Linked DNA regions of Homo sapiens: region 2 is linked to region 1. Evidence: read pairs that join two places in POLR2A ChIA-PET (ENCODE). Cell type or tissue: endothelial cell of umbilical vein. All regions are shown on one strand. Links, peaks and the distances in the headings refer to the core of each region. The heading gives the core; the rest is flanking DNA.

Evidence for each region. ChIA-PET counts read pairs that join two places held together with the same protein. Peaks named below come from ENCODE experiments on the same cell type or tissue, not always from the same donor. Only the 100,000 strongest peaks of a DNase experiment are listed, where the experiment ranks them.
Region 2: POLR2A ChIA-PET joins it to region 1 with 5 read pairs; 4 of 35 experiments call an interaction of 5 or more read pairs at or near these places.

What each region holds. Positions count from the first base shown.
Region 1 is chr1:209,862,808-209,868,186 of GRCh38, forward strand. No RefSeq gene overlaps it. Among named protein-coding and RNA genes, the nearest start is that of UTP25, 38 kb to the left of the region's middle. In endothelial cell of umbilical vein, for the core only: no CTCF peak of the experiment used is centred there; no DNase peak of the experiment used is centred there; H3K27me3 peaks cover 340 bases.
Region 2 is chr1:209,923,088-209,928,466 of GRCh38, forward strand. No RefSeq gene overlaps it. Among named protein-coding and RNA genes, the nearest start is that of SYT14, 12 kb to the right of the region's middle. In endothelial cell of umbilical vein, for the core only: no CTCF peak of the experiment used is centred there; a DNase peak (open chromatin) is centred at 3,224.

The DNA of each region.
Region 1 (5,379 bases), core at 273-5,272:
CTGCCCGCAGTGAGCCGTCAGCCACCCGCATCACCCCAGCTCCAGCACCACAGTAGCAGACTGATCCTTTTTAATGAGATGCTCAGAGTCTGAGCACTCCTCCTCTCTGGGGTCCTAATCATTTCTCAGAAAGTGGCTGCCCTGCACCCTGGAATTCACGTTTTTTGTTTCCCTTTCCACCTCCAGCCACAGGGTGAGGAGGTGTCAACAGGAGGCGAATGGCTGTGGAACACCTGTCACAGAGTTCTTCCCATCCCCTGTGGGTGGGCAGGGAGATATCCCGGTTTTGTTCTATCTGTTATGAAACCTGCGGAGAAAGCTAAATCTGGCTGTACTGACTTAACTCCCGGGTCGAAAAAAGCTGCTTGAGAGTCTTGGGCACGGAAAGGAATCGAAGCCAGCAGCCATCATCTGTAGAGCTGTGTTTGTTCCCCACAGGAACCTGAACTCAGAGGAAATGCCAGCTGAGTTCTTCTTGCCCCATCTGTGACAGAATTCCAGCTGTTCCACGATAGCAATCTGGCTTGGAGAGTGTAGTGGCTTCCCTACACTCCATCAAAACAAAGCAGGGTGACTTGTGAAGATACTAATTTTGGCTCCATTTTTATTGCTCTAAATGTTTCTGCAAATTGCTACCAAAAAGTTAACCAGGTCTTGTGTTCTTTGCCTTGGGGAGCTTTGGGAGAAGGGTGAACAGCATTTTCCAGGCCAAGAGAACTTTGTTGGCGTGTCATGTAATTAGAGGACATTGAAGCTAGGGTGGAGGAGGGGGAGACAGAAGCAGCCAAAGGAAAAGAGTTTTGAGGCTTCTCCTAGAACAGGAGGGAAGGGTATTGCAAAGACCTTCCTGTCCAAGCATGGCACAAAAGCCATGACATTGCTCCCTTTAAGCACTCATAGAAGTTTGGAAAATAAACAGATAAACAGGTTAATGGCAGCGAATCCATAATGGTCTGCAGCAACCTCAATTCTTGCCTCCTCAGAAGAAAGAATTCAGCTGAGGGGCATAAAGCAGAAAAGGAGACCAAGCCAAGTTTTAGAGCAGGAGTGAAAGTTTATTAAAAAGCTTTACAGCAGGAATGAAAGGAAGGAAAGTACGCTTGGAAGAGGGCCAAGAAGGTGACTTGAGAGATCAAGTGTGCAGTTTTGACCTTTTGACTTGGGGTTTTAGACGCTGGCATACTTCTGGGGCTTTGTGTCCCTTATCCCCTGATTCTTCCCTTGGGGTGGGCTGTCCACATGCACAGTGGCCTGCTAGTGCTGGGGCGGGGAGCACGCACAGTGTGTTTACTGGAATTGTACACATGTTCACTTGAGACATTCTTCCCTTGCCAGTCAAATGTCTCTAAAGGTCATATACCAGTTAAGCTTTGCCATTTTGCCTTGTAATGTGCATACTTGAGCCCACTTACCCAGCTCCTGGGATCAGGAAGCTGCTGATCACCAGTTTCAGGTGTTTCTGTTTATTGGGAGAAAGCCTTCCCCTGGCTCTGGCTGAAACCAATTATTATTTTAACAAGACAGTTTAACAGTCACCTGACCATCACCTGATCATTGCCTAACATTCCTGGTGTGTGTGTGGGTGGTGGGGGTGGGGGTGGAGGGGTGCCTATCCTGCCTTGCTCATGTCTGACTAGCAGACATGAGCTACCTGCTTTTTGCTACCTACTGTAACAAAAAGAGACCAGAGAAACTGAAGGCCAGGTCAGAAGGCCTTCCCTAAATGCTGTAGCCTCTATAAGACCTCCAGGATTTTTGCACAAATCTGAAATGGGGAGCCTCAAGTATGACTGAAATTGACTTTCTGGTCAATCAGGAGGGATGAGGTTTGGAGCAGATTACAGCTGTTTTAAAGAAATAAATGAGGCCAGGCATGGTGACTCATGCCTGTAATCCCAGCACTTTGGGAGGCCGAGGTGGGTGGATCACCTGAGGTCAGGAATTCGAGGCCAGCCTGGCCAACATGGTGAAACCCCATCTCTACTAAAAATACAAAAATTAGCTGGGCATGGTGGTGGGCACCTGTAATCCCAGCTACTCAGGAGGCTGAGACAGGAGAATCGCTTGAACCCAGGAGGTGGAAACTGCAGTGAGCGGAGATCGTGCCACTGTACTTCAGCCTGGGCAACAAAGGGTGAAACTCCATCAAAAAAAAAAAAAAAAAAGAAGAAGAAAGAAAAGAAAGAAAAAGAGAAAAGGTGATACTCCTTATACTCCTAAGTTTTATAAACAGAATATATACTTGGAACAAAACAGCAAAGCATCCCAAATGCTCTTCTTATGAGTAAACAATAGGGCAGAGGCGGGAAGCAAAACCCTAATTCAAGGGACTTTGCTCTCAACCTTGTAAAGCCACGAGTTGCAGGAGAAAGGTGGGCAACTAACATCCTGCAAGGAGTAGTGTGTTAGTTTGCTAGGGTTGCCATAACAATGTACTACAGACTGAGTGGCTTCAAAAACTAAAATTTGGCTGGGCACGGTGGCTCATGCCTGTAATCCCAGCACTTTGGGAGGCCGAGGCAGGAGGATCACTTGAGCCTAGGAGTTTGAGACCAGCCTGGACAACATAGTGAGATCCTGTCTCTCCAAAAAATAATTTTATAAAATTAGTTGGGCATGGTGACACATGCCTGTAGTCCCAGGTATGTGGGAGGCTGAGGCAGGAGGATTGCTGAACCTGGGAGATCAAAGCTGCAGTGAGCCTGGGAGACGGAGGCTGTACTCCAGACTGGTTGACAGAGTGAGACCCTGTCTCAAAAAACAATAAATAAGTAAATAACCAAAACTGATTTTTAATTCTGGAGGCTAAAAGTCGAAGATCAAGGTGTTAGCTGGGGTGGTTTCTTCTGAGACCTGCCTGTGTCTTCACATGGTCTTCCCTCTGTCTGTCTGTCTTTGTCCTTCTCTTCTTATAAGGATGCATATCAGATTGGATTAGGGCCCACCCTAATAACCTCCTTTTACCTTAATTACCTTTTTTTAAAAAATAATTTTTTTTTCTATACTGAATCTCACTCTGTTGCCTAGGCTGGAGTGCAATGGTGTGATCTCAGCTCACTGCAACCTCCTCCTCCCGGGATCAAGGGATTCTCCTGCCTCAGTCTCCCAAGTAGCTGGGATTACAGGTGCCTGCCACCATGCTCGGCTAATTTTTGTATTTTTAGTAGAGACGGGGATTTCACCATGTTGCCCAGGCTGGTCTTGAACTCCTGACCTCAGGTGATCCACCTGCCTTGGCCTCCCAAAGTTCTGGGATTACAGGCATAAGCCACCACGCCTGGCCCACTTTAATTACCTTTTTAAAGACTCAATCTCCAAATACAGTCACATTCTGAACTACTGGGGGTTAGGATCTCAAGATAGGGATTTTGGGGAAACACAATTCAGCCCATAACATGTATTCAGGTCCCCTTTCTGCCCAGACTTTAATGCAAATATAGATTCACCAGTCTGTCCAAAAAAAAGGCCACTGAGAAAGGAGGCCACACTTCCAGGAGGAAATTACATCGGGGAGGAATAAATACAAGCCTGTGGAGGTGTGGTTACTAGAAGGGGAAGCTGAAAATCTGTTTCTTATCTGCCTACACTCTTGGTACTTCCTCCATGTGGGCTGCAAAAGTGTGGTACCCCACACTTCAGCCCTATTTGTTTCCTTCCACCCACTCCCACCCTCTGTGTATAGCCTGGGGAAAGCATTCTGATGTTTTAGTTTTCTTTCTCCAGCCAGTCTAGGATAAAGTCTGTAGGGCATCTTTGCAGAAGCCTGCAAATATTTTGCTACAGAAAAGTGTTGCGGGAAGTCAGGGACCCCCGAATGGAGGGACCAGCTGGAGCCGTGGCAGAGGAACATAAATTGTGAAGATTTCATTTTAATATGGACATTTATCAGTTCCCCAAATTAATACTTTTATAATTATTTCTTATGCCTGTCTTTAATCTCTTAATCCTGTTATCTTCGTAAGCTGAGGATGTATGTCACCTCAGGACCACTATTGTGTTAACTGTACAAATTGACTGTAGAACATGTGTGTTTGAACAATATGAAATCAGTGCACCTTGAAAATGAACAGAATAACAGCAATTGTAGGGAACAAGGGAAGGCAACCATAAGGTCTGACTGCCTGCAGGGTCAGGCAGAATACAGCCATATTTTTCTTCTTGCAGAGACCCTATAAATGGATGTGCAAGTAGGGAAGATATTGCTGAATTATTTTCCCAGCAAGGAATATTAATAATTAATTCCCTGGGGAAGGAATGCATTCCTGGTGGGAGGTCTATAAACAGCTGCTCTGGGAGTGTCTGTCTTATGCGGTTGAGATAAGGACTGAAATACGCCCTGGTCTCCTGCAGTACTCAGGCTTATTAGGATGGGGGAAAAAACTGCTCCCTGGTAAATCTGAGGTCAGACCAGTTCTCTGCTCTCGAGCCCTGTTTTCTGTTGTTTAAGATGTTTATCAAGACAATATGTGCACAGCTGAACATAGACCCTTATCAGGAGTTTTTTATTTTGTCTGTGCCTCGTGATCTTTGCTTTGCCCTTTGCCTCGTGATCTTTATTGGCCTCAGAAGCATGTGATCTTTGTTCTCCTTTTTGCCCTTTGAAGCATGTGATCTTTGTGACCTACTCCCTGTTCATACACCCCCTCCCCTTTTAAAGTCCTCAATAAAAACCTGTTGGTTTTGTGGCTCAGGTGGGCATCATGGACCTACCGATATGTGATGTCACCCCCAGCGGCCCAGCTGTAAAATTCCTCTCTTTGTACTCTTTCTATTTCTCAGACCAGCTGACACTTGGAGAAAATAGAAAGAACCTACGTTGAAATATTGGGGGTGAGTTCCCCCGATAGAAAAGTACCCAAACCTCTTAGTAAGCAAACCTCTTAGTTAAGAACCTACCTTATTGGACCAATTGGTGGGAAAAGCATGGCCGTAGAAGATTGGCACTAAGGTGGGGCTGTTAAGATGTGACAAAACAAACGAAGGCTAAGCTGGTGCACATAATAATAACAGCTTCTGCTCCAGGAGACATCTGTGGGCTCCTCAATGGCTCTTCGAGCTCTCGGACGGGTCCAGCCAAGAGAAGCCCCAGCAAATGATGTCTGATCATGTGGAGGCCTTGGTTCTCAGGGTCTCCCTGCTGGGCTGCAGGTGGGTGGTGGCTGCTGTCTCTATGAAAGCCACAGCTCCTGCTGGGCCACCCTCTCTACTACAGCCCAGCCTCTGGATTCCTCCCCTTGCCCTGGGACACTCCAGCATCTCTTGTTCATTTCCCCTGACCCTGCCCACACCTCTGTGAATAGATACTTCATTAATCTCTCCTTAATAACTCACATCAATGTGCCATCTGTTTCCTCTCAGGTCCCTGAGCTTTTCTGTGTG
Region 2 (5,379 bases), core at 284-5,283, 60 kb after region 1:
TTGGGTAGTTAAACCATTATTTTGACTTTAACCATGCTTGGCCTTTATTATAACAAATAAAAATATAGTTAATTTGAACTAATTAGCAAATTACATTAATGAAGGATATGTGTGTTAGTAGCAATTTCATTTAGATTATGTACAAGAATACAAAATAAAAAGACCAGAAAGCTGGGCGTGGTGGCTCATACCTGTAATCCCAGCACTTTGGGAGGCAGATCACCTGAGGTGAGGAGTTCAAGACCAGCCTGGTCAACATGGAGAAGCCCCGTCTCTACTAAAAATACAAAAATTAGCCAGGCACAGTAGCAGGCACCTGTAATCCCAGATACTGGGGAGGCTGAGGCAGGAGAATTGCTTGAACCTGGGAGGCGGAGGTTATGGTAAGCCAAGATTTTGCACTGCTGCACTCCAGCCTGGGTGACAGAGCGAAACTCTGTCTCAGAACAAACAACAACAACAACAACAACAACAAAATCCAGAAATAATTATCTAATTATATGGCAAGAAGTATGGTGTCATGATCTCGGCTCATTACAACCTCCACCTCCCAGGTTCAAGCAGTTCTCCTGCTTCAGCCTCCCAAGTAACTGGGCTTACAGGCACCTGCCACCACACCCGGCTAATTTTTGTATTTTTGGTAGACACGGGGTTTTACCATGTTGGCCAGGCTGGTCTCGAACTCCTGACCTCAAGTGATCTGCCTGCCTCAGCCTCCCAAAGTGCTGGGATTATAGATATGAGCCACTGCACCCAGCCGAGCCTAGTATACTATCTTGGTAAACTGATTTTACATTCTAGTTTCAAGTAGCAAGTCTATTATGTGTCTGTATCTCATCCTGAAACTTCTCACTAAGGCTTCAATTTTTTATTATCCTCAATAATCTAATTACATTTCTATTTGGATATGCTGTTGTGTCTCAATCATCTCTCATGAGGAATTTCTAATTCCCATATTTTTGTGACTAGCACCATTATTTTGGTCTCCTATGCCTATAACATTAGAACTAACTGCTTCTTATCCTCTACTTAATCCTTTGTCTATTTTGTCACTGTGTATATTAATTATGAGTCTTTTGGCTTCAAGTGACTGAATTTGAAACTCCAGCTACCTTAAGAAAAAAAAAGGGATTTATTGGAAGGATCCTGGGTACCTCATATAATTTAGAAAGAGAAAAAAGAGAGAGAGACAGCTGCAGGAAACTAAAGCAGCTCTACACACCTCAGGAACTGGAACCAGCAAAGTGGTGCCACCAAAATGCACTCTTTCTGTTTCTACCTGGATGATAGCTATACTTTCTGGGTCTTTTCCACAAGGCTGGGATTCTAGTAGTAGACTTAGGTCACACCCATTCAGCAGCATCTGCATTTAAAAACTCAGTTTGGCCTCTAGTTTAAATTCAGCCAGTCTCAGGGGGCATTCTTAGTGGTACAACTTGGGTCATGTGCCTATTCCTTAGAATAATCACTATGGGTAGATGGATGCTGTACTAAGTAATTGGCCCAGCCTGGATCATGTGCTACCCCTGGGGCATGTGTATGTGTAAAAGAGAGAGAGGGAGACAGAGAGACAGAAGACAGAGCCAGAGAGAAAGAATAGGATTGGCAGTTGCATTCATTCATGTCCTCTAACAAGCAGATGCCAAACAGGATTAAATGTATAAGGATTTTATTAGATATACTTAGACATATACAACCTATATATCTGTGTAAAAGGATATATATATAGGGAGGGTGCTGGAAATGGCTGGGAAGCCATCAGACCATGATGCAATCTGACTCTAAGTGAAGGTAAAAGAGAGAATAGTTTGGGTCTAGATTGCTAGGCAGTCTATAGAGGGTTCTGCAAGATTATCAGGTAGTTCCTGAGGCAAAGTTGCTGAAAGGTAGTCTCTTGTCTTCCTGGAATGGAGCTCCCTTGGTGTCCCTATCACACTCAGTTACTGGTGGCAGCAACCTGTATGAGATGTGGTCTCAGTGCATACATGGAGATGGATTTCCAAGTGCAGCAGCTGAGGCCCTTATTCAAGTGCGCTCTTTTTGGTAGGAGTTCTACCAAGGGCATTCTCATGGCTGCACCTCAGTCCCCTCCATAATCATATGGCTGGAGTGGGAGAGGGGCAACTTTTGGAAAATAAAGGATATATTTTTCTGGTCAGATAAGATAATGTCCAGTACACTAAGTATCGTCAAAATTCTTTTAACATGCCTCTCCACCTAACTTCCTTTCCATGCTTACAGCTGCTCTCATTGTCCATGCTTTCACCATCTGATTCTTGGACTACTGTGGCATCTTCTAATTAGTTCCTGCATTTATTCTCTACTTTCTTGAACTAATCCTATACTCCCTCTTATAATTTACTGCCCAGAATGTCACTTCGAACATATCACTTTCTTGCTAAAATCCTTACAAGATTCTGGGGGTCCTCAGTCTGCCATTCAGCAATAGTAATATGACTCTTACAATTCCTCAGTTCTACTTCTTTACTCTTGAAAATCTCCTCATCTTTCAAGTACATCATGTTCATTTCCATCTCAAGCTTGTCTTAGAATCATTGACTCTTAGGCAGAAAATCTCTATATGAGCATTAATTTCTCTCCACTTTGGCTTCTTGGACCTTTGGGAGATTAGAGGTGAATCACTGAAAATTAAAGCTAAAGTATAAATGAGGAGGAGTGAGGCGAGAGAAACCTAAGGTATGGGCCCTATGACAAAACTAGCATGTGGTCCTTAGGATTTTGAGAGCAGGAGACTGGGATACAATGAAACCTGCTGGAAAGTTAGACTGTGGGAGAGAGAGGGATGGGGAGACTGGTACAGGTTCCAGGATGGGTCTTTGGCAAGAAGAAAGCCTACCTGGGAAACCACTGGTTTCAACTATCTGAAGTGCTTCCACCAACACAGAGTGGAAAAACCCCCAAAAAACAAACAAACATAAAAAATGCCAAGTAAGGAGGAGGGGAAAGGGCTGGCAGCTTCCCAAATCTGCCATCCACCTAATGCTTTTGTTGAGTCGCCTGTTAGCATAATTCTCTTCCAATAGACCTTGTATGTAGGCTATGATTACAATCTGGTTTAATGTGGTAAAAAAAAACCAATTATTATGCACACTAAACCAAGAGAGACCATTCATGACAGTGATAATCTCGGCACTGGGGCTTATAACAAGCACAGATCTCTTCCTGTACAGCTGCCACCCACTGGTTTTGGCTCTAACCATCGTGACCATACTGAATAAGCCTGATCTCTTTTCATCTGGCAGACATTCAAATATTTGAAAACAATTATCATGGAGTCCCTGAGTCATTTCTTTTTCAGACTAAACTTTATCAGCTTTTTAGCCTTTTTCACATAGAATATAATTAGAAATATCTTGCCATTGAATTCACTCCAGGTATTTTTTTTTTTTAACCAGGGCAGGGAAGACTGGGATTGCTGCTGTCTTTTTGATAGATAATAGGTATCTAAAATTGCAGTCTAAAACCACATTAATAATTTTAGTAGGCACCCCATATATACAAATTGAACTTACTCTCAATTAAAACTCCACGTCCATTCTACCTGTGCTGCTTCTGGTCTAGGTTTTCCCTATTCTACTTTCATTCATTTATTGAAGGGCTTTATTGATGATTTCTTATTAATTAAATACATTTTCACTAATGAGGGATCACTGTGGGCTTGGCACTGGGAGTAGGGGAAGATTTAGAACTGCTGAGATCCTCTCCCATTGCTGTGACCCGGGGGAGCTAGAGATGGTAGGAATCCCAGGTCAGGACTAAGGCTGAGGTAAGCCAGGAACCTAGGGTGCAACACTTAAGGAGGCACTCACTGTCGGGTTGGTGCAAGCGCAGCACAAATAGTGTATTATTCTGGACAGAGTTCTTATCCAATCCCCTCTCTGGTTTATTGTTTAGAATAAGCTGAGAGCATAGCTCAGGTGGGTCAGTTGCAGGTTTTGGACATTTTAACTACAAACCAAAGTTTTACAGTTTATATTCTGCATTTATATTCATTATAGAATACATTCGTACTCTGCACAAAGGACCACACAAGCATATACCGTTATTTAATATACAATGAGGAAAATCATAGTTGATATGTGGTATGTCAGGGTGAGAGAATTCAGAATATAAGACGGGTTTTTCCTGGAGCCTCCCTGACAGCACTGTAAGGAGGGATAGGAGAAGTATACATAGAAATCCAAATTTTGCCCCCAGTTTGTAGGGTGTTTATGCTCAGAGTCCTCCTGTGGTTTTTGGATCCTTGATGTCATTGTCCAAATTAAAAAAAAAAAAAAACTATGACCAGGCTCCAGATTTCTCCCATCTGCAGAGATATAGCTCAGCACATTAAATGACTTCCCATTGACCAGCACCAATAGAAAAGCCCTACATAGAAAATTTGGAGAAAATAAAGAACTTCATCTGTGATTATATAACTAAGCCTCAGACATAAAAGAAGGCTAAATCAAAAGGGAATGGCCCCTAAGAGAGAACAGTAAAACCCTTTCCAGGAAAACAAAGAGAATGAGAGCACAGACCAAGGTGGGTTGAATACACACTTCCTCCCTCAGACTGGCTTGCCCTGTCTGGCTCAAACCAATTCTATTTAAGGAATTCCTCATTTAAGCCTCCTCAGTGAAAGGGAACCAGGAAGATGAATGAAACAGAGTTACTAACTTAGGGCTCAGTTTAGGGCCCATTCAATTATGAAGAGACACTCTAAATATAATAAACATAAATGCAAATATCATGAGAATTCTTACCTCTGATGGAAGGTAGGCTTGGGAGGCATCACAGAGGAGAGAAGCCATTCGAACCTTTACTTTCAGAATATATTTTTATATTTTTAATGTCAAAACAAAAATTAATATTTTCCAATTGAGACTCCTCCATACCCAGCATATTCCCAAGAGGCAAACTTTTATAAGTTTCTGTTTTTAGTTCTTGCGATTATCACCATATGCTAAATAATATAATTCTATCAGCTGGGCACGGTGGCTCACGCCTGTAATCTTAGCACTTTGGGAGGCCGAGGTAGGCGGATCATCTGAGATCAGGAGTTTGAGACCAGCCTGACCAACATGGTGAAACCCTGTTTCTACTAAAAACACAAAAATTAGCCGGGTGTGGTGTCGCGTGCCTGTAATCCCAGCTACCCAGGAGGCTGAGGCAGGAGAATCGCTGGAACCTGGGATGCAGAGGCTGCAGTGAGCCGAGATCGCACCACTGCACTCCAGCCTGGGCGATAGAGCAAGACTCTGTCTCAGAAAAAAAAAAAAAAAAGAAAGAAAGAAAAAGAAAAGAATATAATTCTGGCCGGATGTGGTGGCTCACGCCTATAATCCCAGCACTTTGGGAGGCGAAAGTGGGTGGATT